Regions from separate parts of the Mus musculus genome. Here regions 1, 3, 4 and 5 are each linked to region 2. Evidence: chromatin loops called from intact Hi-C (ENCODE). Cell type or tissue: heart. All regions are shown on one strand. Links, peaks and the distances in the headings refer to the core of each region. The heading gives the core; the rest is flanking DNA.

Evidence for each region. A loop is a pair of places that touch in the nucleus more often than their neighbours do. Peaks named below come from ENCODE experiments on the same cell type or tissue, not always from the same donor. Only the 100,000 strongest peaks of a DNase experiment are listed, where the experiment ranks them.
Region 1: it touches region 2 in a loop (9-fold over the local background); 5 of 42 quality-filtered maps call a loop at or near these places.
Region 3: a loop joins it to region 2, with 2.1 times the contacts of the local background. A loop is called at or near these places in 4 of 42 quality-filtered maps.
Region 4: it touches region 2 in a loop (2.2-fold over the local background); 2 of 42 quality-filtered maps call a loop at or near these places.
Region 5: a loop joins it to region 2, with 2.0 times the contacts of the local background. A loop is called at or near these places in 3 of 42 quality-filtered maps.

The regions. Positions count from the first base shown.
Region 1 is chr17:26,274,445-26,280,347 of GRCm38, reverse strand. Luc7l (Luc7-like) reads right to left here. Exons shown (of 10, transcript NM_028190.3): 6 at 4,498-4,674; 7 at 2,714-2,802; 8 at 986-1,015; 9 at 220-387. Among named protein-coding and RNA genes, the nearest start is that of Luc7l, 24 kb to the right of the region's middle. In heart, for the core only: a CTCF peak has its summit at 3,449 (motif pointing left); a DNase peak (open chromatin) is centred at 4,197.
Region 2 is chr17:26,449,729-26,455,631 of GRCm38, reverse strand. No RefSeq gene overlaps it. Among named protein-coding and RNA genes, the nearest start is that of Neurl1b, 38 kb to the right of the region's middle. In heart, for the core only: CTCF peaks have their summits at 2,825 (motif pointing right) and 3,834; DNase peaks (open chromatin) are centred at 2,961, 3,051 and 3,531; H3K4me3 peaks cover 382 bases; H3K27ac peaks cover 503 bases.
Region 3 is chr17:26,367,564-26,373,466 of GRCm38, reverse strand. No RefSeq gene overlaps it. Among named protein-coding and RNA genes, the nearest start is that of Neurl1b, 44 kb to the left of the region's middle. In heart, for the core only: a CTCF peak has its summit at 2,443 (motif pointing right); DNase peaks (open chromatin) are centred at 2,793 and 4,966; H3K27ac peaks cover 713 bases; H3K27me3 peaks cover 275 bases.
Region 4 is chr17:26,117,278-26,123,180 of GRCm38, reverse strand. Pgap6 (post-glycosylphosphatidylinositol attachment to proteins 6) reads right to left here. Exons shown (of 13, transcript NM_021793.2): 4 at 5,643-5,770; 5 at 5,174-5,442; 6 at 4,752-5,071; 7 at 4,229-4,319; 8 at 4,025-4,148; 9 at 3,646-3,782; 10 at 2,719-2,897; 11 at 2,496-2,642; 12 at 1,525-1,641; 13 at 1-1,243. The coding sequence ends at 947. Among named protein-coding and RNA genes, the nearest start is that of Mrpl28, 3.3 kb to the left of the region's middle. In heart, for the core only: a CTCF peak has its summit at 2,846 (motif pointing left); DNase peaks (open chromatin) are centred at 550, 2,726 and 2,916; H3K4me3 peaks cover 6 bases; H3K27me3 peaks cover 2,972 bases.
Region 5 is chr17:26,382,900-26,388,802 of GRCm38, reverse strand. No RefSeq gene overlaps it. Among named protein-coding and RNA genes, the nearest start is that of Neurl1b, 29 kb to the left of the region's middle. In heart, for the core only: no CTCF peak of the experiment used is centred there; DNase peaks (open chromatin) are centred at 512, 2,822 and 3,392; H3K27ac peaks cover 928 bases; H3K27me3 peaks cover 416 bases.

The sequences.
Region 1 (5,903 bases), core at 613-5,612, 180 kb after region 2:
CCCCATCCCAGCCAAGTGTTGTACTGGTGCCGCTCTCTATTCCTCGGGGCACCAACACTGGGTGCTAGTCACCCAGAACCTGCATCCCCACAAGCCCAACCTTGTCCCTACCAGATGTAATGGCCAAAAGGCAAGGATGACAGATCTTAGCAGATCTTGGGAACACAGAGACAAAGGGCTCACTCCTGGTTGAAGTTACTGAGGAGTCAGAGTAGTTACTTGTATTTTGTACTCCGGTCCCTGGAAGCCCGGCGGTGACCCCGGCTGTGGCTCCGGGAACGGCTGCGATGGCGCCTGTATCTATCTCGGGATCTGGAACGGGAAAACTTCCGCCGCTCTCTGGAGGTAGACCTAGACCGCCTCCGTCGACGATCCCGGGAGCGTGACCTGGAAAACCCAGATGATTTTGAAAGCTAAGATGTCACTGGGATCAAACCACCCTCGTTCCTCAACTCTCAGCATCTATTGGCCTTCAGGGTTCTTGGGATTCCTTTTTCCTCCTACAATGTACAATTTGGAAGTGAAAGTCCCCTGAATTAATCGGAAGGCCGTATCTTTCCCCTGAATGTTTCTTGAAAACATAGGTCTTGGCCAGGTAAGGTGGCATATGCCTTTAATATCAGCACTTGGGAGGCAGAAACAGGAGGATCTCTAAATTCAAGGCCAGCCTCTTCAATAAGAATTCCAGGACAGCCAAGTTATACAGAGAAACCCCATCTCAAAAAACAAAACCAACCACCACCAACCCAAAAACAAAAAAGGACTTGGACATTCCTAGTTGCTCTTCAACGGGGTCTCCCCTCACCCCAGCAGTGGCAGCGTATGTGTGAGAGCATGGGAGTCCACGTGGTATCTTTCTACTGTGCTAAACCCTAACATCTATACTCTTCACAAAACAGTCTTGTGAGGCTGTGAACATCAGTTAAATGTTTTTACAGAAAAAGGCACTCAACCTGAGAGCCCTGTGATAGATCTTGAAACCTACCTTCTGCGATCTCGGGTTCTTGATCCAGACCTAAACAGAAAGATAAATAGATGAAAAATGTTAATCCATCTAAGAGACAAAGGCAAATGGATCTCCGTGAATCTGAAGCCAGCTAAGGCAACTTAGTGAGATGCTTCAAGAGTGCATAGATGAGTCTGGCTCTGATCTTTTCTTTGAAATTAATCCCAAATATTTATCGGAGTACTTCTCAGGCATCTCAAATTGAATACAGCCAAATTCTTTTTTTTGTTGTTTTTTTTTGTTTGTTTGTTTGTTTTGGTTTTGTTTTTGTTTTTTCGAGACAGGGTTTCTCTGTATAGCTCTGGCTGTCCTGGAGCTCACTTTGCAGACTAGGCTGGCCTCGAACTCAGAAATCCGCCTGCCTCTGGATTAAAGGTGTGCGCCACCACGCCCGGCTGAATACAGCAAATTCTAACTCCTATTCCTGGTTCCACCCTCCCTGTTCTAGGTAAGGAACAACTCCAGATCAGAAACCAGAAAGGCAAGCCGGGCGTGGTGGCGCACGCCTTTAATCCCAGCACTCGGGAGGCAGAGGCAGGCGGATTTCTGAGTTCAAGGCCAGCTTGGTCTACAAAGTGAGTTCCAGGACAGCCAGGGCTATACAGAGAAACCCTGTCTTGAAAAACCAAAAAAAAAAAAAAAAAAAAAAGAAACCAGAAAGGCCAGGTAGGCATGATAATACATGCTTTAATCCCAGCATGGAGAAGCAGAGACAATCAGATCCCTGATCTACAAGGCTAGTTCCACAATAGCATGGGATATACAGAAAAACACTGTATCAAAAGACCAAGAAGAAAAGAAACCGTGAGGCCAACTTCATTCCTTCCTAAACAGTCACCAAGTCCAGTCAGTTCTACTCCAGACCGCCTACCCCAGACCTTATCACCCACACTCTTCCTGCCTCTTAACTCCCGTTAGTGCCTCACTGGTGTGGAGGCTTTTGCCAAACACCTTACATTTTGCTTCTCAATGGGCAAGAACATATTCCAACCACATATTTTATGGGAGTCTGTCCAGTGATCCCACATAACCAATTAAAAAGAAAAAAGACAGCCATACAAAGCTTCCACCCTCAAGTCCAAAGCTGATGATTTCCCTTCAAGGCACTGCCATGAGACTGCTGCTTAGCTACCATTAGTAGATCCACTTTTGCCTTCCCTATTTGATAAGGGCTCCATGGCCAGCTGTCAGAGGAGCTGTCTGGGTGAGGTTAAAAGATGGCTGGGTAGCAGTGGGACAGACCTTTAATCCCAGTCCTTAGGAGGCAGAGTCAAGTGGATCTGAGTTTGAGGGCAGCCAGGGGTCTACAGAACAAGTCCCAGGACAGCTGGAGCTATACAGGGCAACTGTAGGGGGTAGAGAGGGACACACGGACAGAGGGGGTAAGAGGAAAAGGGAGAGGGGACCCTTGTCAGCTCCTCCTTCCCTAGTTCCAATCAGTCAGTGTTGCACCTCACCACAGTGAATATGTCATAGGTTTTGCTTTTAAAGGCTACACTGGAGCCAGGTGTGATGGCATATACCCTAATCTCAGCCCTTGGAAAGCAAAAGCAGGCACATATCTGTAAATTCTAGGCCAGTCCGGATTACATTAGTAAGACCCTGCTTCAAAATAAATAAATGCATGCTTTTATATGTTTCAAACACTGATGGCTCCAAGTCACAAAACAGCAACAGCAGTTTCCTAAGGCTAGCCCCCATGCTTACCTCCTGCCCAGGCGCTCTTCTCGCTCTCTCTCCTCTCTTCTCCTCAATCGATCCTGATTTCTTTTTTCCTGTTTTTCAGCCACAGTTTTCTAAATAAATGAAAAAATGGGAAAATAAGGAGAAGCAACAGCTTTTAGGAAACAATATTCTACTCAGTTAAAAGCTAACAGAACACATGAAAAAAAAATTAACCATCATTTTCTACATTTGGTGACAAATTACAGAAAAGGGGCTGAACTTCTAAGACACAGGGCTTAAATCACAATGTTTCAAACCAAGCCATAAACTGTTCCTCCTACAGCCTCTCCATAAGCTTTGTAGTAAGAAATGTTAGTTAAAGAAACTTAACTCAGACCAAAAGCAATAGCACCCTGCTGTTGGGAGTAGAGATGTAGGTACCCAGAAAACAGCTCCCTTTTGATTTGGTGTGTGCTATGATAATATCAGCACAATTCATCAAGCTTGATCCTATATGCAACAGAAGCAGGAGGCTCTGAGAACCTCTACCACCAAATCAGCATCAACTTAAGTTAGCTTGAATGTGTCAAGAACCTCTACACACACCAATAATGCTGAGGGAGGGAGGATGAGAGGACAGTGAGAACACAAAGGAAAGAATGGGACTGAACAGACAGTTCAGCAGGTAAGCTGCTCTGCCATGGGACCTAGAACTTTAGAGCCCACATGTGAGTAAAAACTGGCTCTAACTCCTAGGGATCTGTTGCCCTCTTCTGGCCTCCAGAGGCACTGCAAGAATATGGTACACAAACATATGCATGCAGACAAATTACTTCTCCCACACATAAAATGAAACTTTTTCTTTTTTTAAACCCAGAAATATGTCAGGCAATTTTGGGCCACGCCTTTAATCCCAGCACTCGGGAGGCAGAGGCAGGCGAATTTCTGAGTTCGAGGCCAGCCTGGTCTACAGAGTGAGTTCCAGGACAGCCAGGGCTACACAGAGAAACCCTGTCTTTTGAAAAACCAAAAAAAAAAAAAAAAAAAAAAAAAAAGAAAAGCACCAGCCTCTCTTCCAGAAGACCATGGTTCGATTCTCACCACCTACATGGCAGCTCGTAACTGTCTATACCTCCAGTTTCGGGGAATCCGATAATCTCACACAGACATAAGCAAAACACCAATGTACATAAAATGAAGATAAATAAGTTAAAATAAATCAAAAATAAAAAACAAAACCCAAATGCTACAGGTCCTTCGAGCCCTTGTCGCCCGAGGCTACTGACTTGGGTTCACGCAGCAGCTTCTTTACTTAGGGATTTTCCCCTACAGCTCTCTTCCCCATCAGCTGCTTCTTCTACTCCTTCTTGCAGCTTTACTTACAGCAGCTAGCTTCTACTACTGCTTCTCTTAAAACAGCTGCTTCTACTCAAGGCAAGGGCTGTACCCAAAACTCCTCTACTCGTGCCTACTGACTTCATCCAGCTCCACCCCACCTCATCCAATCAGAATTCACACACGCTCCAGGCACGAGCTCAGGTCAGTCACCGACAGGCTGACAGGTCGGGATCTCGAGGAACAGTCCAGCCTGGCAGGCAGCCCACGCATACAGCCTCACTGCGCATGCTCGGGCGAGGCAGCAACCAACTTGGCCCTCGCCGCCACACCTGCTTCTCGCACCCAAACAAACAACAAAACAAAAAGAAACAAACAACACAGAAACATGTCCAAATCCAACTTAAAGAATACAGATAACTTTTTAAAATTAAAGCTAAAAGTAACCAGACTCCCAGGAGCTCTGCAGAAACAAAATATATTAACATTACCCTCAACTGATCAAGCTTCTCCCGGATCTGAATGAACCCCAGGTGTAACTTGCCCCCGAAGTGGTCTGCAAGCCGACGGTCATTGTCATGGAGACCAAGGTAAGCTGAACAAACCTCGCAAACACGGAGTTTTTGCTGTTGAAAACTGGATGCAGGCATGGAATTTCTATATTCTTCCTATGGGGGAAAACATAAAGATGAGGCATTTCAGAACTGTCACACTGCAAAGGTCGTCCAAGTGGCAAAACCTGAAACATAGGCGACGTTTTACTACATACTGAAACTGGGTTGTTCAGCTTTAGGTTATGTTGGAAACTTCAATTTCACTTTTTTTTTTTAACTAACATTAAAGGCAGGTAGTTCTCTGAGCTCCAGGACAGTCACACAGCTGTCTTGAAAAATGAAAAAACAAACAAACAAACAAAAAACATTTATGTCTCATCAAAAGAAACAAAGACAATTCAAACATGGAGATAAGGACTGTTCTCAGAGATCAGCAGGGAAGATATGTTTCTGAACAAGAATAGGGAAGAGATCCCAAAATCTAATAAAGCCTGGGGCTGAAGACGACCTAGGGTGGCTCCCGCAGCCACGGGAGACTAACAATCATCCCTCCGTGACACCAGTGACAGGTCTGGTGCTTTTCTCTGGCTTCTGAGAACACTAAACACAAGTAATAAATACACCAATAAAGACAACACCCAAATACATATTTTTTTAACTTGAAAAAAAAAATTGAGCTGGAGAGATTGTACTCAAGACTGTATGCTGCTCCCAGGGTGTGGTCACAGACACTTAATCTCAGGAGGCAGAAGCTGGTGAATCTTTGTGAATTTGAAGTCAGCCTGATCTACAACATGAGTTCCAGGACAGCCACAGGGCTGTTACCCAGAAAAACCCTATCTCAAAAGAACAGCAGCAAAAGAATCTATACTGTTCATGCAGAAGAACTGAAATAGATCAATTCCCAGCACTCATGGTAGGCAGCTCGCAACTACCAATAACTCCAACTCAAGGGCAATCCAATGCCTCTAGTTCATTTCAGCAACCTACACTCACATGCATATAGCCCTTCAGACAGAATTAAAATAAATATTTTAAAAGTAAGCAAAAACTAGAGCAGTCGTAGCAATTGTGTCCTAATATCCAGGCTATATCAAATGCAGGTCTAAAAGTTCCGGTGAAAAGGCCCAATCACCAACACTTTCCTTGAAGAGAAAAGTACACAACACATAAGATGCATCCTCCAAGAATACTAAAATGTATATAGAAGCCGGGCGGTGGTGGCACACGCCTTTAATCCCAGCACTCGGGAGGCAGAGGCAGGTGGATTTCTGAGTTCAAGGCCAGACTGGTCTACAAAGTGAGTTCCAGGACAGCCAGGGCTATACAGACAAACTCTGTCT
Region 2 (5,903 bases), core at 566-5,565:
CTATCCATGTGCTTTTAAGGATGCGTTTCGTTATTTTACTGTGGTGTTGGGGATTAAATTTGGGGCTTCTGGTGTGCTGAGCACATTGCTCTCCAGAGCTGCATCACCAGCCTCTGTGGGGCTGTGGGTGTTGGGGAAGGGGGGGGAGGGAGAGAGCCATGTCCAGCCAGAGTTCTTCCTGTGCTCTGGACAACGGGACGTGGGAGGACTGCCGGATGCTTTCCACTTGCCCCCAGGTGAGCATCTAAGCCACTGACCCCACTTGACGGGGGGTGGACAAGGGGCAGCCCCCAATAACAGGGTCCCGGGGTGACACCCTCGGCCCCAGGGATACGGGAGAGAGGGCAGGGGGAGAGAGGTTCCCACACAAGTAAGAGTCCTAAGTCCGGTCATCTTCTATCAGGAGATTAGAAATGGCTTGTTAGGAGAAAGCCTATCCCATCATCCATGCACAGCAGGACTTGATGAACAGAGGCAGTCTATGGTTTTAGAGCTTTATTGTAGAAAGGCAGGGAGAAAGAGAAAAGGTAAAAGGAAGAGAGAGACCAGCCATGGCCAAGAGGAGAGAAGGGGGAAAAGGAGAGAGAGAAGAAAGGCTAGAGTAAGAGAGAGAGAGTAAGAGAGAGAGTAAGAGAGTGAGAATAAGGAAAGTAAAAAGCTTAAGAGAGCGAGGAGAGAGAGTAAGAGGTGAGAGAGAGAGAAAGGATGAGGAGAGAGAGGAGAGTAAGGGGAGTAAGAGAGTGAGATGGGGCCAAGCAGTCCCTCTTATGGTGGGCTGTTATCTTTACTGTTGCTAGGTAACTGGGAGGAGTCTAGCCTGAAGGTCAGAAGCTTGGGACATTGTCTATGTGACTACTAGCCACAGCTTCTCCTGTGGGGGCTGTGGGGCAGTAACTTCGACAGGAGCCAGGGGTCCAGGAGACATGAGGGAACACCTCATGTAGGTGAATTATCACCACCAGGTTCTACCGGGGTTCACAACCTCGGCTTGACTGGAGACTAGCCTGTCTGTGCATAGCCCATTGCCCCACATCTGTTTATCTATTTTATTTTGGTTTTAAATTGGTATAATATTTATTCTAATGACATCATATCACACAGATGCTTTCGTGACTTTTTTCTTGCTTGGTGTGTCTGGGACATTCATGTCATTCCCAAGCAAGCCCTGTGAGTGAGTCTCAGACCCGTCACTGTGGTGTTGGAGAGAGAGGCTTTTGGCCTAATGTTTGGAGGATATGGTGTAAGCTTTCATTTTTCAAAATGTAATTTAATGATGGTTCTTAAATGCTTTAACCTCCCTTCTAGCCCACCATCCACCAGAGGTAGTAGAAAAGAAAGGTTACTAGGATACGGGGGAAGTGGACCTGCTTAGAAAATGTTCTTTGGAGCAAATCTCATCTGCATTGTCAGGAAATCAGCAGTTCAGTTCATAGGTCAGTAGAGGCAGCTCGATCCACTTGCAAACACTTCACGGATCCACCAGCAGTCCAGTTCAGTAGTGTCAGGATAGCAGCAGCGGTGGCTCAACCTAGCAGAGACAGCCAGGCCTCAGCAGACTAGGCACGAGTCAGCAGGAGAAACAGGACCACCAGGGATGTCAGGAGTTCTTGGCTGTGCCTCTCTCAGTGAACCGACGATATGCCATTGAAGACGAGAGACCAAGAAGCATTGCACAGCTAGCTCTACAGGCAAGCCCCGTCACTGTCCATTGGGTCCTATTTATACTCCCTCCAAATGTCATGTGTCCTCTATGGGTCTTGCCTGGATATGTGTCTTGCCTCAGCACATGAGTCTCTCTTAGCAAAACTCCATGTGAGTTTGTTATCAATTGACATCACTCTGACAACCTGCCTGAGTCCACGGAAGCAGCAAGAAGCCACCAGTGCACCACCAGAAGTTTTTTGGTGTGTTTCTCTCTATCGGGTCCTGACAAATGATGAGCAATGGTAAGGCACACCATTCCCACTCAACACCATCCACTGTCGGTTGGATCCTTCTAAACAGCATGTGTCCCAGTGAAATGTTCCTTCACAAGTCTGCCTAAGTGAGACATCCTTTCACCTGTGTCCTCTTCAGGGAAACACTCCTTCAGGCATCTGCCCCAGCAAAACACTATCTGACACAACTGACTTTCCAAAGAAACCAGAAGTCTCCACTTCAGTATGGCCTATCTGCCCGAGGGCCACTGTGTCCCTGAGAGGGCAGGCTGGCACTATTGCTGCTTGTTGTTAGCTAGTGTGCAGAGGTAGCCACGCATGTTATCAGTTATCATCCTGAAAAGTAACTGGCTTTGTGACCCAGCAGAAACTTGCCACACACTAGACCATGCCTCTGAATCACTGGGTCACAAATTCCTCAAGTTCTGGGATATTCATATTCCAGTCGCTAAAGCTATACATTTAGCACTCCTAATATGCTGTCTTATGTCTGTGTTCCCATTGCCTCTCTTTAAGGTTCCTGGCATAGGTAGGCTGGGTGAATTAAAGTGAGCCTGAGACCAGTGACCTGAGGCAAGGACCAGGTGCATGACCCACCTCCTGGTCCTTCAGGGTGTGGTAATCCTGGGATCCTATCGGGGTCTGAGCTTCTCCAGTAGGCTCCCACCACCGTGCCAGGCCATCCAAAAACAGCCTCCAAGTCACCCTGATATCCCCACATCCTGAAAACACCAACCTGCAAAGCCAACTACTGGGTTTTCACTTTCCTGATTGCTGGGTGTCACCTGGAGGGTGACACCTGGAGGGTGCTGGGTGGGGTGGAAGTGTTGATCTGGATTTGATCAGAGAGCCAGCTGCCTATGTGAGTTGGAGGGGCGCCACATTTCATCATGTCCACTAGAGGGAGATGATGTTTCATCTTCCAAAAAGCCACAGTTGCCTCTCTTCAAAAAGCTGAAACCCCTTCCAACTTCAGCTTTATGGCTTTCCAGAGGCCTAAGTGTGGGCTGTCCCTGAGCAGGGGCCCTTGTGTCAATTCAGGGAGGAAACCTGCTTAAGAGCCGTCAGGGAATGGCTTCTGAGGACATCTTGGGGAAGAGCCTGATGAGGCAGGAGAATGCCAAATTGGACTGTTGCCCCAGACCCAGTGGTGCACCCACCTGCTGACCTGTCTGCTCCTTGGCCGGGCAGCCCCTTTCTGCTGGTGGGACTCAGGACAGTATCCCTGCTGGCCAAAAGCTGCCTGCCTCTAGTGCCTGGCTTTTCTGAAACCTTAGAAGAGGCTCACCTAAGCCTCGGCCTCTGTATCACCGCCACAGTAGCTAAAGCAATGCCCCTGTGAAAAGGTGTCTCTATTTTTCAGGGCACAGCCAAAGGGGGCCTGTGTGGAGGTGAGATTGGCACAGAGAAGGAGGAGTCTGAGAGGGAGCAGGGGGAGTGTCTGAAGGATTCCCTTTTAGCAACTTCTGACGTCTATCCTGTGCTGGCTCATGAGACCTTCCCCTCGGCTCATTTCCATCCCCCTGAAGTGGGCTGGCTGTCCCTGGGAGCAGTGCAGAGGCTGGAAGCAATGACTGGGTTTCAGGCAGCTCCACTGCCTTTGCTGGGGAAGGCCTGGCCTTTCCCACGCCTCCCCTGGAATTCGAGACTGCTCCTGGGAGTTGAGCAAAAGTGTGACTTTCCCTCCAGAGTCAGAAGGTTAGCCTCCCAGGCCTGGACCAGCATTCTTGACCAGGAACCAAAACAAACAAGGGGACGGGGCCAGAGCAGGCTCAGAAGCAGGCCTGGTAAGCCCCTGTCTCAGCACCCTGGTTTCATTCTTTGTGGGAAGGAGGTGCGCTAAATTTAGAGACCGGTTTGGTGGAGGTGGGACAGAACTCAATAGCTCCACCACGTGGTGGTAGACTGCAGGGAGCAGAGCTGTGTATAGCCCAGCAGGTTGTCACTGGGGGAACAAACAACTGCCTAGTCCTCTTTATCCAAAAAGAGACACCTAACACCCCAAGGGGGCAAATGCAAGCATTGTGTTGCAAGCACCTTCCTTCTGGCCTGCAGCATCCATGTGCCCTCCATGTTCCTGTCTGCAGCTCACTGCTTCCACCTGGGGCCATTGTGAAGTATTTGAGGGTTACTCAGCTAGAGCCCTGCCCTACCACGACAGCAGATCTGACAAGCCAATTAACTTCACTGTGGCTACTGGCTGAGTAGCATATACATTGTGGACACTTGGAAGGATGTATGTACAGTGTAAGCCTGTGGGTCATTTATTACCAGAGTGTTCTGTGTAGTATTCAGACCAAGGTTGACTGTGGGTAAACCATAGAACGGATGGAAATCAGGATAAAATAGAGTCCTGTACTTAGCATTGACTATGTGGCATCACTGTGACCTAACCCACAAGGTGGGGGATGCCTCTCTTTCCTCAGAGATCCAACTAGGCTGAGAGGGAAGGGGTTTCACCCAGAAGCAGGTCTGGACCTGAATGTGTGTTCATGCTCTCTCATCCACCATGCTAGATCCCAGAGGCCCTGTGCTAGCTGACACCAAAAGCCCCAGGCAGTATGCCAACCTACTGGCGAGAAGATGGAGTTTAGGGAGGGGCCTCCCTTTCATAGATGGCTCCAGGGTGCTGTCACATGCAGAGTGATTTTTTTGAGATAGTGGAGAGGGTCTCACACAGGAGGTGGGTGGAGTAGTGTGTAGGCTCCAGGACTGCCAAGCAACTCCAGAGCTGATCTTGTGCTGCTCGGGCAGCTGAGGCTGCAGTAATAGGCCTTATGTACAGCCTCGGAAAAGATGCCTAGGCCTAGGCGGGCCACATCTGGGACAGCAGGCAGAAAAGGGGACCAGGGCTGGTACCTCCTCTCTGGATGTATTTAATAGTCAGGGTCAAGTTTTGTTTCCAGAACTGGATGCCCGGAATACTTGAGTTCTTCCCATCTTCATGTAGAAGTCAAAACAACTTCCAGAACCAGGCTGAACCTATAGGAAGCCTAGGTGAGACCCTGGTTCTGGGAGGGCACAATGGTACATCATCGTCCAGATATGGCCACTGCTTCTCTTTGCCCATCTGTGTTTCAAATTAATGAGTGGTCTTTTTCTTCTTTTTCTTCTCTTTCTTTTCTCCCTTCTCTTTCCCCACTCTCTTCACTTCCTTCCTTTCTACTGGAGATTTAGCCACAGGTCAGCTGGACTGCAGCAAAAGAGCCAGTCCATTCAAAGCCTGCCTCACCTGCAGGCCCTGCCCTCATCGAGCCTCCTCCTCCTCTGCTTCCCTACAGGGCCAGAACACCTGGGGAGGTGGGTGAAGGCTGTGATGAAATTCCTTGGAAGATTCATTTGCCTTGGTAAAATCACCAGGACTAGATGCTGGAGCAGAATGAAGAAGTCAGAGAAGAAAGCTTTCGGCTACACAGTAAGGTAGAGAACTCCTGTTTCTGGTCCTGCTTCTCTTTAGTGGCAGCAGGGCCTACTCCAGAGTTTTTGTGAGGACCGGTGGATGAAATGGAAGTCATTCACGTGTAGGAAGTGCTCACTAAATGACCCCTTATTGTTAGCTCTGTGTGCTACTCAGCGTGCAGAACCTCAAGAGCGAGGGAAAGAGAAATTTGTGTGCATGTAAGATGGCCAAACCCAGGGTTGGCTCAGAGTCTGTTTGCAGGAGTGGTGGGGGCTTTGCACACTCAAAGAGAAACTGGAGAAGGCAGGGACAAGTGTGCAAGACCAGGAGGGACACTGACGACTTCCTTGCATTGCTGTGATAAAGCCACTATGACCAAAAGCAATCTGGGGGAGGGAAAGATGACTTCATTTTATAACACAGTCCTTAATGAAGGGAAAGTGAGGCAGGAACTCAAGACAGAAACCTGGAGGGTGGAGCTGAGCTGGAGATGACAGAGACACACTGTTTATCGGTTTCCTCCCCTCGGCTTGCTCAGCCTTCTTTCTTCTATACTCCAGGGCCAC
Region 3 (5,903 bases), core at 318-5,317, 82 kb after region 2:
GCTGTGCCGGGCTGTTCTTGGCTCCCTGCAGTATGGCAAATGACAAGCTGCCCCTGAAGACCCCTGGTGCATGGCAGGCACCCAGCAGTGCTTGAGCCGGAACAAACAAGCATCCCATGTCTGACAGCATGGATCTGAGTCTTGCATCTCCCTGTGTGTCTACCTGCCACCATCCTGAGTCCAGCTCCCAGCTTTCCCTTACTCGAGTTGCCCAGAACTTATGTTCAGATTAGGAAGGGATCCAGCTTACTTAAGGGGTGCATGTGGGTCCTCCCAGGCCCTGTCTTGCAGTCCCTTGCAGCACATACCCGAGAAACAGCCCCTGAACAAACTCAGGGGAGACCAGCTTGCTCTTCTGTGTACAAAGCAGATATGGGCACTTTGCTTGTTTGGTTTGTGACCTCAATGGATGCTTGTTTATGGGTTCTGTCCCAGCCCCTGCCCTTGTGCTGCCTGGGGCACTGGGGAGGAGCCCGGCATCAGTCCCTCTCTCCACACCCCTGCAACCAGCTAGGAAGGGAGTTAGCCCTCAGTGGGAATATGCACTGTCCCCTCCTCCCTCCTGGTCATCCCACCCTCAGGAAACTTGATCTGCCTTCCATCCCAAGGTATTGTCTCAGGCCTAGGATCCCAAAGTCTTGCTTTGGATACCACGGCAGGGTTGGGCAGGATAAAAAAAAAATGATAGAGAAATGTTCCCAGCTCCTGGGACAGAGGGACAGCAACAGATTTCAGTCAGGACGTTGGAGAGTTTGAGTGTCGTTTGCATTGGAGGTTGGAGCATTTCTCTATCATTTCTCAGCCTTTTCTCTGGTCCCCTGTGATGCCCCTAACCTCGAGTCTGTTCTCTGTGCAGCACCACAAGGACCCTCTGCAAGCAGAAGCCGGAGCCTGTGCCTCCCTGGCTCTAAAGCCTGCAGTGGCCCCACAGATGCAGGCTCTGGAATGGCCTAGAAGTTTCCTCCCTACCTTGACTATCCATCTATCCCTCCTCCCATCACCAGAGTTGTTTAGGTGAGAATCTAGGTCCTTGGAAGCCCAAACAAGCTAGGTGTGTCCACTCAAAGGCCAATGAGACAGACAAGTCATGGTGAGAAGGCGAGGTCTGTTCAGTGTGGCCACACTGTAAAGACCAAATGAAGAGCTCTGGGGACCCCCCAAGTCCATCTTTAGGGTCCTGTCACAAGGGTTCTGCTCAAATAGAAGGCAAAAGACATGTGTAGCTAAGCATCTCTGGTCAAGGTAGAGTCTCATCTGTCACTGACCCATCATGGTCCCAGCTCCTGTCTCTCCTGTGTACCAGGTGGTCTGACAAGGTGTTAGAGCTGTGTAGAACATCTTTCCAGAAGCTAGCATCTATCCCCACTCCCTCTGGCTAGCATGAGGTCTCTGCCTTTTCCTTCTCCCAATCTGAGACTCCTGGGAAATTCCAACGTCTTGGAGGCCTCAATTTCAGGATTCTGATATCCAAAGGAGGGGTGCAAACATCTCTAGGTTATCTTCCTCCTGCCAGGGTGGCCACACCTGGCTCCCACGGGGCCAGGCTTTTTCTTGACTGCTGTCTCCACTAACTAGCCTGCCTCAAGGTCTTTGCCTCAGCTGCTCCTGGGCCTGACTCCCCTCCTCCTGTGTCGGCCTGTCAAGGGACCTCTGAGGACCATCTGTTTATCTAGCAACTGGTGCCCTGTTCTTGTGCTTGTCCCCTGCCATGTCCGTCTCTTCCTAGCTCACCATTCAGCAGCTGGCACACAGAACACACATATTCTCTTCAGGATGCCACCTGTGCCTGCCATCCTGCCCCACAGATGCCAGCTGCATAGTCAGGGGTCTTGGTCCTGCTCATGCATACATCTCCCATGCACACAAGGCTCCTGGACCCCCAGAAGGTATCCAGTATTTGCTGAACTAATCATTAAACTCACCACAAACGGCTGGATCGAGAGCAGGACCCACTGGCTGACCCTAGGCAAGCTTTGAGCAGAGACCTCCAAGGGAGTTGGACTCAATCCCTTTGTGGTTGAACATTCTGATTCCTCTCTGAGGTTGGGAATGGAAAGAACCCAGGGCTAGGAGCTGGGTCAATTTGCCTCGTTCCCAGAGGCTCCCCCTTAGCAGCAGTACCTGAGGGCTGCTTTGCAGGGATGTCATGGCAGGCCATTCCTTTCTGGCTTTCCCTGAAGTCATGCACTGGCCACGAGTTGACTCACTGGTGAGTTTGCCTGGCACTGGGTGTGTGTAACTAGGCTCCCAGCATTCCCTGCTCCTGCTTGACTTTGAGCCCATATTCTTTCTTTACAGCTTCTTAGACCAAACCATGCCCCGAGGTGAGGTTGCCCCTCTCCCACTGTGCACACAGAGCCTCTGGCATCCCCAACTCTCCCAGCATGACATGAGATACTCCCAGTCCCCTGACCCTCCACTGAAATCACAGCTCACGGTAGACCAGCAGGGGGAGCCCAGACCTTTTTCTGTTGTGGTGGCAGAAGAGGGTAGAGGTAGAGAGCACACAGTAGGCAAGCAGCAAGATGTCACCTCTGCCCTAGGATGTTGGTATCAGCTGCCAGACTAGCCTGCTGCTTCCTTCTCTGCCCCTTCCTGTCATCGTGGACTCAACTTGTCACCCACAAAAGACTCTTGTCCTGAACTCCCAGTCCAGGGTCATAGTGTCTCTGTGGCATTACCCTGTGCCGTTTCCTTCCTGACATATATTGTCTCTGAAGTGGCATTGTTTACGTCAATGGTCCCTTCCTTCCCTTCATGTTTGTCTCTGAGAGGCAGGGACCCTGCCTCCGCCATCCTGTCCTCATGCTTGGAGCTGTGCCCAGCACACAGAGGATGTTCAGTCATTGGTGGGGCACGCTAGCAGCAGATGCCCACATTGGGAGGATGGAGTCTGGAGGAGTCTGCCTTGTTAGTCGGCCATTTCACTAAGTCTCACGCTTTCTTAAAGCATCACATGATGTCATTCACCCTGTCTGTGAGCGCTTTCAGTCTTAAGGACGGTGTTTGCCTCTCAAGAAAGTGATTAAAACCAGTGCTTTGGGGAGCTGTACTTCATTTCTGCTGTTGTATGGAGGTGGGAAATTCTAGCTCTGGCCCAGGGGTCGGGATAGCTGCGCAGGCTAAACTGGAGGAGCGTGGGCTTCCAGGTCCTGCCATAAACTGTCCTGGGCCACCTTTAGGAAGACAATTTGGCAACATTCCACAACATAGAGAAATGTGAAGACTCTAAAACTGTCCTGGGCTGTAAAATATACACACCGCAGACCTTCCCCACTGTGACCACACCCTTTGCAATGGGACTTGCTATATTGTGAAGACGCCTGTCTGCGGGGTCAGGGTGCTCGCCGGGTCTCTTCATTAGCTCATCACTGAGAACGTGCAGCTCTGACTCCAGGCTTCAGCTCCTCCACGGCTTTCCTCTCCTTGAGCCCCGTCTACATCAGAACTAACCGAACCCATTTGATGCAAGAAAGGAGGCAAAACAGAAATGAGCCCGTCCATGACCAGCCAGCCCCGATGCCAACCTCAACCCCATAATTAAACAAGTAAATCAACACTTGAGCTGGACCAGATCAGTAAACCACCCCAATATCAGTTGCCTGGTGACAAGTGAGAGATTGGTGTTTTGGGCTTTTTAAGACTCATTACATAGCATCGCTGTAGCAATGGATGAGTGATACAGATGCTTGGTGGGTCCACTCCTTGGAACCTGCCATGAGAAGCACAGATCAGACAAGATACCAAGTCAAGCCTCTTCACTGGGCCACACTACTGGCAAAATGTGGTACAGCCACCCTTAATCCATCAGGGAAGCTGGCTCACTAGAGATGGCTGTCCTCACAGTGTGGCTCTAAGCCATGACAGGGACAAGGATCACCCTCACAGGGTTGCACGGAAAGGCCTTGGTGTTCTGGTGCCTGGAAGGGAGAAGAGTCACCCCAGTGTGTGAGACACATTTCCCGTGGGAACCTGTCTGAAGTGTCCTGAAGAAAGGTCTGTGAGGGGCTTGCTGTGTATACACGGGCTTCTAGAACATTCTACAAGATGCTTCTGTGTTCCTATTAAGCGAATGTCCTACGCAGTTCACCCATGTCATCCAAGAGCCAGGCCCCGAGCTGTCTGCAGGAGTGTCCACAATCTCCTCTAGGAAAGGCTGGGTACCTCATTCAGGACTCGCGAATCTTGAGTTCAAAATCATATAAAAGGCACCAACCTATTAAAAGGTGTTCAGCAATTTTAATTACCAGAGAAGCATGCATTGAACCCACAGTGAGATCCTGTTGTGTAAAGATCAGGGCCCTGAGGATGTGGTAACTACCACCACACTCAGCATTGCAGAGAGAGAAAACTGGCATGCCTGCTCTGGTTTACGCCACTAAGCATGTGTTTACCACTAACCCCAGTAACACTATCCCCTGCTATCTACCAGCGAAGGGAAAAACCATGTTTACCTAAGCAGCCGAAAATGTTATTGATAAATGAATGGGATTAATTAGAGGTATCACGTCTATACAAATGGAATACAATTCAACCATGAAAAGGAACGGACTTAGGAACAACACAGATGTCTCTCCTAGGTCTTGTGACCACCATCTGCCAGAGAAGCCGGTCCCATCTAGCTATCCAGCCCATTCATTAAAGTTCCAAGCGAGAAGCAGTGTGTGGGAAGGACTGCTAAGCTGGAGGGCAGGTGGGCGGGCGCCAGCAGATCCAGGCAGGAGCAAACTTTACTGGAAATGGTTTGCATCTTGATTGTGGTGTGGTTTAACGGGTTACGGGTTTATGGGTGGTTTTATCCAAACTGTGAATTTTATTGTATGCAGATTCTATCTCAGTCAAACCAACAACAGGCAGAAGACTCAGCTCCTTCAGCCAGGCCTCTGGGTCCCGCTCTGCTGCCTCTGTCTCCTTATCAGATGTGAACCAGCCCAGCTTCTCCCTTTTCAGGCTCCCTGCCAGGCTCCCAAGACAGTGAGTAATTAGGGCTCAGGAGTCTTGAATATGGAGCCAAAATCAACAGCTGGATCAGACCAGATGCCAAGCTGCCTCCAGCTAGGCGCTGTGCTCAGCCTCCTGCCCCCCACCTCTCCAGAGCTCCACCTCCCCACAGTCCAGTCAGAGCCATCAAGTCAGGGCTACGTCCCCTTGGTCTCCAGTCTCAGCTGCAGAAAGTCCCTGGAGTCTCTGTCACATAAGCAGCAGAGTGCCCCTGTCCACACTGAAGGACTTTGTTATCCTTACATTACAGGCCTGGAGCATGATCTCCTTCCATCTGTCTCCCCGCTCCTGAACCCCTACCTTGAGCAGATTCTCCAAGGTTCTCTCTGTTCTCTCTCTCTCTCTCTCTCTTTCTCTCTCTCTCTCCCTCTCTCCCTCTCTCTCTCTCTCTCTCTTTCTCTCTCTCTCTCTCTCTCTCTCTCTTTTTTTGAGGAGAGCTAGTAGCCTGGAGCCCCAGTCTAAGCTGTAGTGTTCTAGTCTCATGGAACCATTGGTCCTCGGGGCCCTGAGGAGGCAGAAACATTGTGGAGACTTCCAGCCACAGAGGGAAAGGTGGCACACGCTGTCTCCTGGACTGTGGGGTCTGGAAGTGAGCCTGTAGTATGTGGATCTGTGATTTAAAAAAAGAAGAAGGCGGCTTTCGGTTGAGGAGTGAAGGTGTTCCCAACCTACAAAGGTTACTCTCATGTGGTCTCCTGCCCCTCACCAGCAAGCCAGTGTGCTTCTGAAGCAGCTCTCTAGGAGGCCCTGTGGGACACACAGTATGGCAGTGCAGATAGCTGGGGCTGTGTGTCCTGGAGCAGCTTGCTCAGCGTCTCTGGTCTCTGAAAATGCACACCCTAATGGGACCCAGGATGGTGACACTGTGTGGGAGCATCTCCATGCTTTGTACTCCTCTGAGG
Region 4 (5,903 bases), core at 482-5,481, 330 kb after region 2:
TAACATTTTACCACCTGCCCCCCACCCCCAACAGAATATACACATTTCCCCTTTCAGGGGCTAAAGTGTGCTTTGGTGCCAAATAAAGGATGTTAGTAGCTTGGGAAGGAGCCCAGAAGCCCACACCTGCAATCCCAGTACTCAGAGCAGATGAGCCTCACAGTGGGAACCAAATGGCCTGGGCACACAGCACTACCAGCTCAGTGACCCCAGGAGACCAGAAAGATTGGGCTGGGGATCCAGAACCCACTCCTTAATCCTCAGTTGATCCAGTAGGGGTCAGCCTCATCCAAGTGTCTAGGGCCAGCACAGGAGAATGCTCACCAGACTGGGGCCTTGGACCCCTTAAGAGAGAAGGGAACACTAGCGAGCATTGTGTGCCTTCTGGAGCCAGACCTCATACAGCTGAGCAGCCTGCTACCTCAGGCTCTCCCGAAGGCCTCCTGCTCCAACAGACAATGAGGGAGGGACAGCACACAGCACTCCAGGTCTTAATCAGCTCTCTGATGACCCTGGACTCTACCATAGCAACTGCAGCAGGAGGGTATCCCCATGCCAAGGCAGGATGGCATTAAGGGTACAGGATGTCAGAGACAGTGAGTGACCTCTGTGCACTCAGACTTCCTTGCTTGTGGGTCTCATATCACGGCTTTCCAAAGGAAGGGGACCACAGGAATCCCTTATCTGTATCCCCATCCATAACAGCGTGATCAGCCCACACGTGGCACCTGTGGGCTCCAGGTGGAAACAGCTGTGACCTTCAGAGGAATTGGCAGCAGCCATAAAGATTTTTTGGGGTGGAGGGGGTCTTCTCTGGAGAAAGAAGCCAAGCGTCTCAGGACAATTTTATTCAGATGGAAACCTGGTTGGGGCTAGACAAGCACCTCTCTCGCTTGTCCTAGCTGAAGAGGTCATTAGAGTTTCAGGTGTCCATGAACCAGCCTTATCAGGTCACTGTGTACAACTCATCCCGATCATTCCTGCAGATCTGGTAGTGACAAGGGAACTTCTGCAAACAGGCCCAGGACCCAGCTTTTTCCTCTCGTGGTGGCAGAAGAAATGCTGCACTACCAGCCAGTAGGATGTGCCAAATGCTGTGGGTGTAGTAGTAATTGTCACTGGTCATCATTGAAGTATACATGGCGATGCCAACGGAAGCCATGGAGATGCCAGGCAGGAGGTAGAAGACCCAGCGCTGCCAGGAGGTTGGGTAGCACTGTCCCCGGTGCCCACAGCGGTATATCTAGAGTGGATAGCCACATGGGAGTTGGTTGGTTGGTGCAGACCCAGAGCCAAGAGGTATGGGGTCTATCTAGATCTGGGCAGGAGAAGTGCATATGGCCTCATGCCTAGTGGTTATCGGCACAAGACCTAAGGCACATAGCCAGACTGGGGCTCTATGGGTAGCTGCTACCGACTCTAAACAGATGTGGAGTTTTGGAGCCCTCCCAGCATAACTGGAATTAAGGGCCTGGCTCTCTTCTCCATGAGTCTGAACAGGAGACTATATGCCCTGTTCCTTACCCACATGGAGGCCATGATCACAAAAGCAAAGACGCAAGGTCCCATCAAGTTCCAGATGCCCCTGCGATCCATCTGCAAGGACATGGCGATGACGAGTGTGCCGAGGACAAGTAGTACCTAGGAGAGACACAGTGGTTTGTGAGGCCATAGAAGCCTTTGGCTGGAATCACCTGTGATAGCACGAGACACAATAGGCAGGCGCTGGGGTCAGGGGCGCTGATTACCCAGGTCAGCTTCCCAACATCCTGGCTCCTCTCCTCTGTCGGCTCCTCTTAAGACTCTGCCCCGTTCCTGCTCAGCCCCTGGGAGGGAAGTACCCTTCCTCTAGTCCCTTTACTGTGTCCAAAGGACCTTTGGAGGACTAGGTGATGATGTCCACTCCTAATGGGCAGTCTTGTACACACTTGCATGACCGTGCATACCAAGCCTTCCAGGATCTACAAGCAGGGTGGCCTTAGATGCAACCTGGGAGGGGACCCATGCCTAAGTTTCTATCTGCCCACTGCCTGAAAGTTCATGCCCTCCACACTCAGCCTGCTGGATCTCCAAATTCCAGAACTTTCTCCTCCCACTCTTTGAGATGATATGGGTGCCCCTGATGGGCAGTACCCAGGCTATAGAGGACACAGCTCACAAGCACCGAAGAGTCACCTCTATTGTCCAGATGCTGCATAAAATCCCCAAGTGCCCTTAGACAAGGAACCCAGGAACATGGCTCCAGCTTCTCAGGGAGGCCTGCCCTGACTCCTCTTTGAGATTAGGGTCCCGGTCCCCATCTTCTTTCCTGGCGTCCTGACGGCTACACCTTTCCCTCACAGCTTCCTACAACGTCCTCCAGTAGTGGATGACGAGTTCTCTTGTGAGATCCGATACCCAGTCCTATCTGGTCTATCCCTCTCTGCCACGTCATGTACTGTATGTGAGGGCCCCTGCTTCCCTGGAGCCCAGGCTTGGCATCAGAGGCCACTCACCTGTTTCAGGATTGTCTTCAGACGGGCCATGCAAAGAATGGTCACCCAGGTGGACGCCCCAGAGCCCAGAAAGTCGCAATACTGTAGCGTGTCATAACTGAGGATGCACAACACTGCCTCCCCGGGTTGGTCACAGGCGTGGTAGAACTATGAGGTGAAGCGATGAGCAAGCAGACCTGACCTCCCCACCCAGAGTTCCCGAGAGGGTTAGGGCCAAGCCTACCGTGGAGAAGAACATGGTGTAAAAGTAGACAGAGGCCTCGACCAGGAAGGAACGGTGCAGGGATATAGCAATGGGGGCCAGGAACATGAGGTTGCTGAGCGTGAGCAGAAGCGCTGCTGCCCTCTGCTGGGCTACGGTCTGCGCTGTGCTGTTGTCGGTGCAGCTCCACCCACGCCAACCTGGGGGCCACGCAATACCTAGGCATGAGCTTCTGAACTTTAGGGCCCTTCCTCGCCCAGAGGATGCTGTGTAGACAAGCCTGAGGGAATCCACGGGCATAGGAGGAGGAAATCGGCACTAATAGATACTGGTATATGCAAGAGTGGGCAGGCACGGGCAAGTGGGGACAAAAGTGGAAGATGCATGTAGGCACGGGAGGGTCTGGACGAGCACGTGTATCCATAGCAGGCATGGTCAGGAGTGGAGAAGGAGGGATAAGCATAGTTGGTACAGGGAAACAGGTATGGACGGGTGTGTGTAGACACAGGTAGGCGTGGCCAAGTGTGTTCTGCTGTGAGCAGGCACATGGAGAAGGCTGTGTGAACCAGTACGTGTAGGTAAGGGCGGACAGGTGTGATAAGTTGGTAGGGACAGATGTAGAGATATGTGGACACGTAGGAGCCAGTGTGGCATGCATGGACAGACGTAGAGACTGTCGAGGAAAAGTGTGAATCAATATGTAGTCACAACAAAACGTGAGCAGTAGGACACAGCTCAGACAGGAGTGGGTAAGGCAGACAACTGTAGGCACTGAGTGGGTAAGGGCAGGCAGGATGCAAGCAATGCCACAGTCAGGAGGCAGCACCCCAACCCCCCCACAAATCAGTGTCCCTTACACCTAGACTGGGGGTCCCAAGTTAGCAGGGGAGCGTGAGAAGGAGTGGGAGGGAGTGTCACCCCTGCTTGGCCTGGCAAGCTCATCCTCACCTGCCTTGCAGCTGCAGCCTGCGTACACATAGCCGTATCTACGGAGCAGGAGACACTGGCCGTAGGGCCCACAGTCATTCAAACAGGGCACCAGATACAAGATGGTCTCCACGCGAACCACAGCCTGTTCACAATCCCTACAAAGAAGTGGCCTGAGAAGGCTGGTTGTAGCGCTCCTGTTGGTGGCTCTACCACTAGGACTCCCAGGCCTAGAGCCAAGCCCTCCAGGCTCCAATGGCTGGGATTCCCATTTCCCCTGCTTGTGCTGCTGTGGGATGGGGGGCAGGTGGAAAAGGAGAACCCCTCCAAACTCATAGATGCTTCCCACTCTCCACTGCTACCAGCCCATGTCATGTTGCCCAGGCCCAGATTCACATACTCAGGACTCTCAGGGCACACAAGCTGCAGGGAGAGGTACCAGTTGTCTGTCTCCGGGAAGGGCATGATGAGGTTGGCCATGTGAGATGAGGCTCTCAGAAACATGGGGTAGCCCTGGAAAAAGGCTGCATGGGGTGGGAGGGCCTGTCAGAGGTGGCTAGAGGGGCCAGTCAGTCTCTCCACCAAAACTGCCTGCCCAGAATACCTGTGGTGCAGTTGAGTGAAGTGTTGAAGCTGAGGAAAGGGGAGGCAGCATTCACACAAGCTGCTACCAAGGTGCCATTTGTGACCTCTGTCTGGAAGGGGAAGTAGGGTAGGTTAGCCATTGTCACCCCTCAAAGACATCTAAGGAGCAGTTTGCCTCCCCACCTTGTACTTTAGCTCGGTCATGCTGGGTCCTTTTTTTGAGGGGAGGGAGGCCGCCTGCTAGCCCAAAGTTCATCATGGTCCAAATTTTCTTCAGCTGAATTATCTTCAGCTGTCTCCTGTTCTGGCCATTTCCCTGTCCATTTGCACAGATATAATTATAACTTCTACCAGGGACAGGGCTTCGGGTAGGGGAAGTCTTTTATCTTGGAGGAATCCCCTTCTGGCCCATGCTATTGATAGCATGCTATCACCTACCAGGTCCCTTCACCCCAGTCTCAGAGCTGAAGTCACCCTGTACCCTGAGCCAAGCCCAGGCTACCAGCAGCTGTAGACTGCTTCAGTGGGCTTCCAGAGGATACCTTGTTAGTCCTCAGGACGATGATGAAGGAGCCTCCGCTGTCCATGCCTGTATCAAGGCGGAGCTGCATTACAGAAGGCATGCTTGAATGCACTAGCACGAAGGCCCCATTCAGGGGCTGGAAGTGTACAGACACCACATCTGTGTCCTCCCTCAGGACTGGATAGTTCAGGAGACAGAAGGGGCCACTGTCCACCCTGCTACTCCTGCCCAGGTCCCGGTGGACAGCGCTTTGGGACAGCTGGATTGCAGAGGTATCATAAGTCTGGTTTGGGTTGTTTTGTATAAGATGATGGATGGTCACACTCCATGGCCTACATACTGTCAAAAAGACAAGGGGCTCAACCGGAAGAAAGCCCAGAGCTCTGGGGGAGGTAGACAGAGCCCGTCCACCCCGCCCCACTCCCCTCCCATGGAGCCCACCTGTAAAGACAGCTTTAGCAGTAAAGCCCACTGTCACATGAGGTTCAGCCAGGCTCTCAAATGTCACTTGTAACCACCGGCCCCAGGGTGGAGAGGACAGTAGCAAATGGCAGGATGGAGCGAGGCCAGTGCAAGTCAGCACCCTCTGGAAGTTTCTAGGCAGGGTGGTTGCCCCCACTGTGACACGTACTGGGCAGCCGGGGCTCACACTGGACACACAGCCCTGCAGTTCCAACCGAAGCTCCTGGGTGTATTCAGGGACAAAGATCCTGTGGCAAGGTGGTGACTCAGACTTGCTAGCTCGCACTGGGCACTTATTTCTCCTAACATGCTTACAGGGAGATATCTGACTTCTCTTCCCAGCGCGTCTCTACGCTTTCTCACCTGCAAGATGAGATGGTGGTACCACCCACCCTAAACCCAAAGGTTTGCAGCTACAGGACAGACTTGGCCTCCCTGATCCACTCACTTGAGGTAGCTGGGGTAGGAGAGCAGCGTCTGTGGGAGGGGAACATCAGGCTCTAGGGTGGAGACTTCAACCACCCTCATTACCAGCATATCAGGCTGGAAGATGTAGGCACAGGTTGGAACAAAGCCCTGAGGGGAGAATAAGGCAGGAAGTGATAGGGGTTAGAGAAGGTAGGACATAGGCCAAAGGAGAAGACGGAGTTGAATCTAGAGTCGGGTAGCTGAGAGTAAGGTCTGCCCAGACATTGACAAGAGGCTGGGT
Region 5 (5,903 bases), core at 470-5,469, 67 kb after region 2:
AGAGCTAACTGGGCCATGAGGGTGCAGCACCCAGCACAGCACCTGGCACCCAGCAGGTCCTCCATTGGTGACAGCTTGTTGGGTTCTATCAGAGCTGATAGAAAGTTCTAGAATCAAACAGCAAGGATTATACATATATTTAACGTCACTGAACTGCACACTTTCAAATGACTACCAGGTCAGTTTGCATGCTGTGTACTTGACAGTCATCCCACTGAGCCACACAGTGCTTCCTGATGGCTGCAGTGATCCTTCTGCATGCCACCGTCCAGGGTTAATCCTCACACTCTGCCTCCTTCCCTCTTACAGACACTCCTCAAGCTGACCCAGAAGCTGACTAATAATGCTTGTTTTTTCCTCTTCTTGGAAGACTGGATCCCCCAGAGAGCATGCACAGGGCCAGGCTGGCCAGAGGAGGGACCTGAGAGACAGAGCTGACTGTCCTCTGATACTTCCTTAATGACACTTGGCAGCCTGGGTTAAAGGACCCACCCAGCCCAGAATGTCTGAAAGGCATCCCTTGTCTTTCTGGATCGGAGATGTGAGCCCTGGAATCCACCCTGAGTCTACAGTGAACCACTGGCTGCTGCCTTCTCCAGCAACAAGTCAGCTTGAACTAGCTTCCTGCAGCATCACACCCCTTCCCAACTTCCTACTCTGCAGTGCTGGGCTAGGCGAGGCTGGCCCACTGGAACGAACACTCGTTTTTTCCTTGGGGCCACAATTTCATTCACTCAGCCTGGTCAAAACCAGAGACGCTCGGATAGATGTTCAGGACGCCAGTCTCTGCCCAGTGGACCCACACAGGACTGAAAGGAGACTCAGCAGAGTTGCAAGGCAGGTCCCTGGTTTGGGGGAGGCAGATCTGGGGAACAGAGAGGAGAGACAGAAAGTGGGAACATGGTAGCAATGTCCACCATACCCCCTATCTCTTCCAGGCAAGGCAGGTTCATACTTGAACTTCCTCAGAAACCAGTCACTTTCTGCCCTGTCTCTCTCTAGGCAGCCTCCCCCTGCCACCATCCACTCACTGCCCAAATGAACACTCAAGAGTACAAGCCCTCTTTTTGCTGGCATGTTCTAGAGGCTCCCTGTTGCTCTCTGGAAAATGTCTGGGCTCTTGAAGGATCCTGCTGACCTGCCTTCCCTCTCCCCACACAGCTGGCCTCACGTTCACACTGCAGCACCCAGGGTACACCATCTGTGCCCCATCTGCCCCCTGCACTGGAAGCTCCTCCATTGCTTTGCCATGGAAGCAAGCTCTCTCTTAGGACCGAGAAGGTGAATCCTCCCTTGACAGCTCCGTGAGAGGAGGCGAGTGTTTACACAGAGGCACCACGCTCATAGATGGGCTTGTGCACAGATGCTCGAGTGTTCTAGTGTGACCTGGAGCAAGGCACTTAACCCTCCCGAATCTACGTCCTTGACTGCAATGTGGGCTGAAGGCACTGCTTGTCCAGGTGTGGTGCAGCGTTCACATGAGATGACGGATTCTGGGACTTGCCCTGCAGGTGACCATGGCCCCAAGCCATAACCCATTACTATATTTTGAGAAAGTTCCAGAAGAGGGAGGAAGGAGAGGGAGAAGGGGTCATCTGTCAGGAGCCTGGGAGGAGAGACACCCCCAGGTCCATCCAGGGAGGGCTTGAGATGGCTGCTGGACTAAGTTTACTGTACGTTAAGATTTGTATTTTCTTTTTGTGTGTGCACATACATTTGTGTTTATGTGTGGCATGTGCATAGAGATCAAAGGACCACCTGCAGGAGTTGGTTCTTTCTCGCATATGGGTCCCAGGGACGAACTCAGGTTGTCAGGCATAAAGGCAAGTGCTTCACCCACTGAGCCACTTCTTAGGCACCCTAGCACCCTTATTTTTCCACATCCAGAAGAGTTGGTAGGTGAGCTCCTAGGTGTGCCAGTGAAGGCCTTGGCCAGGGTGGAGCCCAGGGAGCAGGACTGTGCATGAGTGGGAGAGGTCAGAAGGTGCCCAGGCTGAGCACTGAATAGTCAGAGTGTTGCAAAGAGAGCAGGGTTTTGCACAGAAAACACCCCAATGTGTAAGAGTGGTCACCTCTGGCTGATGCAAGCTTTTAATGGTTTAAAAAATGTAATTAAAGACTCTTCCTCGCTCCCTCACTGTTATTTTTCATGCCCTACCCCAGGTGCATGTTGATCAACCCAAAAGCTAGGCTGGAATCCTACTCCTGGGCTCGGGTTCGGTTGCCTAACAAGATAAACACACACATACAGGCACACACACACACAGAGGCACACAGGCACACATACACACACACAGGCACACATGCACGCACACACATACACACACACACACACACATAGGCACATATACACACACACCAAGAATGAAGAGATCCAGCCTCTGAAAATCATGGTACCACAGGTAGATAATACAGTCAGTGAATCTTACTTGAATACCAAAAATGGCCCAAGCTTAAATTTGAGAAAGATCCAGGAGAGGGAGGAAGGGGAGGGAGGAGGGGCCATCTGTCAGGAGCTTGGGAGGAGAGACACCGCCAGACCCAGCCAGGGAGGGCTTGAGATAGCTGGCGGAATAAGGTTTAGAATAGAAAGTTCTATCTTGGGAGCAATCATCTGCCTAAGTTGGAAGCCATCTTTACCTTTGTCCGGTCTACCCATTGAGCATCCCAGCCAGCGTGGCTTGCTCACCACCACCCACTACTCAGCTCTGAAGCTGTTGCCAGGAAGGTAGACAGAGAATTAGCAGTCCTTGGAGCCAATCACTCCATCACACCAGAATCAACATGGCCTTAACACAGACTCAGCTTCCTGTCCTTGTGACCAAGCTACGCCCTGTCATTGGTAAGACCTTCAGGCTGCTTCTAGCACAATCAGCCTGGAACACAGGTCAGACCATGCAGCACCCTTTAAATGTCTTCACGGGCTCCTCAGCCCTGACACAGCATTGGGAGCCATTTCTATCCCACAACTTGTCAGGTCCTCCACAATGCCCCAGCACCTCAGGTCTGTTGATAGTGTGCCCACCTTCCCTACACTGCCAAGCAGCTCAGGCCTCTTGGTCAAGAGTGGAGGGGGATGGGCTGGAATGTCTCCAAGCTTCTTAGCTGAGGAGAACTCTCTCCAGCAGGGGAAGCAGCAAGTGTCTTCTGTCCCTCTGGTACCTTCTCACCCTTGAAGCGCCCTGGGACCCACAAATGAGTGTTGGATGTCTCCCCTCAGCCCTGGCAGAGCAATGTGGATTCGGAGTCTCCTTCTTGGCTACTTTGGCTTTCTCTGTTGTCCACGCCTCTTTCCTTTTCCTTCTCCAAGAACCATGAGATGCCGTGACAGAGCCCAGCCAGTGAGAGGAAGCCAGGCAGAGAGGCCCGTTTGTCCTGCTCAAGTTGAGTTTCCGTCAACAGCTTTTGTTTTTCCTGGTTAAGCGGTCATGTGGTGGAGCAAGGTTTTCAGGGCACCTTGGCTTGGTCAGGGCTTCCTCACTCCTAAGCTCATTGGAGATGTGTGAAGTGGATGGGAAGTGGGGAGCACGGTGGAAGGGAGAGGACTTCCTGGACTCAGGATTGCAGCCAGCAGATCCTCGCATGGCCAGCTGATGTCTCTCTATCTCCCCAGCCCCCGTCCACCACTCTGTACATTTCTCTGGTTCACTAGTGAATATCATTTCCCATCAGGGTCTCCAAATAGCCGCTTTTGTTACCAACCCTTCTAGATTCTCTAAGTCTTCATATCTAGTAAAAACGCCCAGCAAGTTCTTGAAAGCCAGAAGGTCAATTCCTTCATCCAAAGCAATCATTCTCAGCCTTCGTAACTGGTGGCCTTGTGTGGTGGTGACCGTCAACCATGAAATTATTTTCGTTGTTACTTCATAACTGTGTTATTAGACGCGTTCTCACGACCGGCCAGGAAGAACACCACAGACCAGAATCTTCTGCGGCAAAGCTTTATTTCTTACATCTTCAGGAGCAAGCGTGTAAGAAGCAAGAGAGCAAGAAGCAAGAGAGCAAGAAGCAAGAGAGAGAGAAAACGAAACCCCGTCCCTCTTAAGGAGAATTCTCCTTCGCCTCGGACGTGTCACTCCCTGATTGGCTGCAGCCCATCGGCCGAGTTGACGTCACGGGGAAGGCAGAGCACAAGTAGTCATAAAACACCCTTGGCACATGCGCAGATTATTTGTTTACCACTTAGAACACAGGATGTCAGCGCCATCTTGTAACGGCGAATGTGGGGGCGGCTCCCAACATAACTGCAATCTTGCTATTATCACAAATTCTAATGTAAATATCTATGTTTTCCTGTGGTCTTAGATGACCCCTGTGAAAAAGTTGCTCAATGCCCCCAACAGGCTGAGAACTGCTGGTCTAAGGTGTCCATGTAGGCTTTCTTATCTGATTCTCATAGAAACCTGCAAAGCAGGTTTTCTCATTATCTTTACTTAGGGAAAAAAAAAAACAGCCAAGGAAATACAATTCTTGGAGCCCTGGCTTGCAAGCAGGAAGGACATGGATCCAAGGCCTGCACCCTGGTATGCATTGCCTGGCTCGGCTCTGGATCAGATGCATCTTTCTAGCTCACTCAGCAATGAGAAGAAGGGAGAGCTGCATGTTACGTCCCATCAGCCTCCCACAGGGCACAGACTTTGCCCATGTAGAGCTTCTGCTCAGGCCTCCTATGCAGGAAGCGGCCATCAGGACGGCCAAGTGGTGAGGGATGAACTTTGTCGGTGGGCAGCCACGATGTCTGATCACAGCAGCCCAGCTGCCTATTAATCCTCAGGCCACAGTGAGTTGCCCGCCATCTTTCCAAGGTACCTTGGCCATGAAACCCACATCCCTGAAAGCATCTTTCAAGACTAGCAGGATGAACCACACATGGACCAGGGACTTCAACCCAGTTTCTTTGCCCTCGCTGGCTCCGTGAACAGTCTCTGCTATGCATAGTCACTACACCCTAGTTCCTGGAGGTCCTGTTAAAGAGCTTAGAGGGGCTCTGTGAGGAGACAGTCAGAGTCCCTCAAAGGCCCCGGTTCTTCTACACATCTGCTTCTGTGGAACTCACTGGTGCAAAATCTCCCTGAGAAGCCCTTTGCTTGGGCCTCCTCTCCGCCTTGGTCCAGCATGGAAATGCTATTGCTCCAGACTGTTTCCCTTTTCAGTGTGGTTTAAAATACAACCCCTGACCTTTGCACAGGTTCTCAGAAGAAAGTAAATATTGAAAACATGGGTAGGAGATTCCATTAAGTATTTTCACCTTGTTCTGTGACACTGGGGGTGGGGGTGTCAAGACTGCGGCTTAAGATATGTAAATGACTCAAAATTAGGCAGCAGCCCCTGGGCAAATGAGCTTCTTTGGTGGCAGGGAGGTGGCTTGGGCTTGCTCTGAGTGGAGTCTGGGCTTCTCTCAGCTGCCTGGCATCCGGTACATTCTTCCTTAACTTCTGGGCATGCTGTTGGACTTGGCTACCCTCTGTTTATTTATGAAGGGCATTCATTACTATAAAGGATAATTTTAGTATTATTGAAAATGTTCTGCTCTTTTCCCCTTTACCATTTATGTCAAGCGAAACCAAGGTCTGGTCAGCCCACCTCTCTTTCCCCTTGGTCAATAACGAGGGACCTGGCTCTGTCTCCCCATGCCCCTGGTCCCTCTCCCCCTCCACATACCTTCCTACTGGCTGGTCCTGAGGGCAGCACCTGCCAGGAAGAGGGGAAGTGGGGACTAGCCTTTGCCTCCCTGTCTCCTCAGGACCGTTGGGCTCTGGGCAGTGGCCCTGAGGTGTCTCTGTGCCTTCTAGAGCTTCTACAAAAATGCTATGAGAAACTGCACTACCTGCTTGCCACTTAACTTTCCCCTCCCTCCCAGGAAGGTTCCAGTGCTGTCTAGGACGAGGAAGTAGACAGCTCGG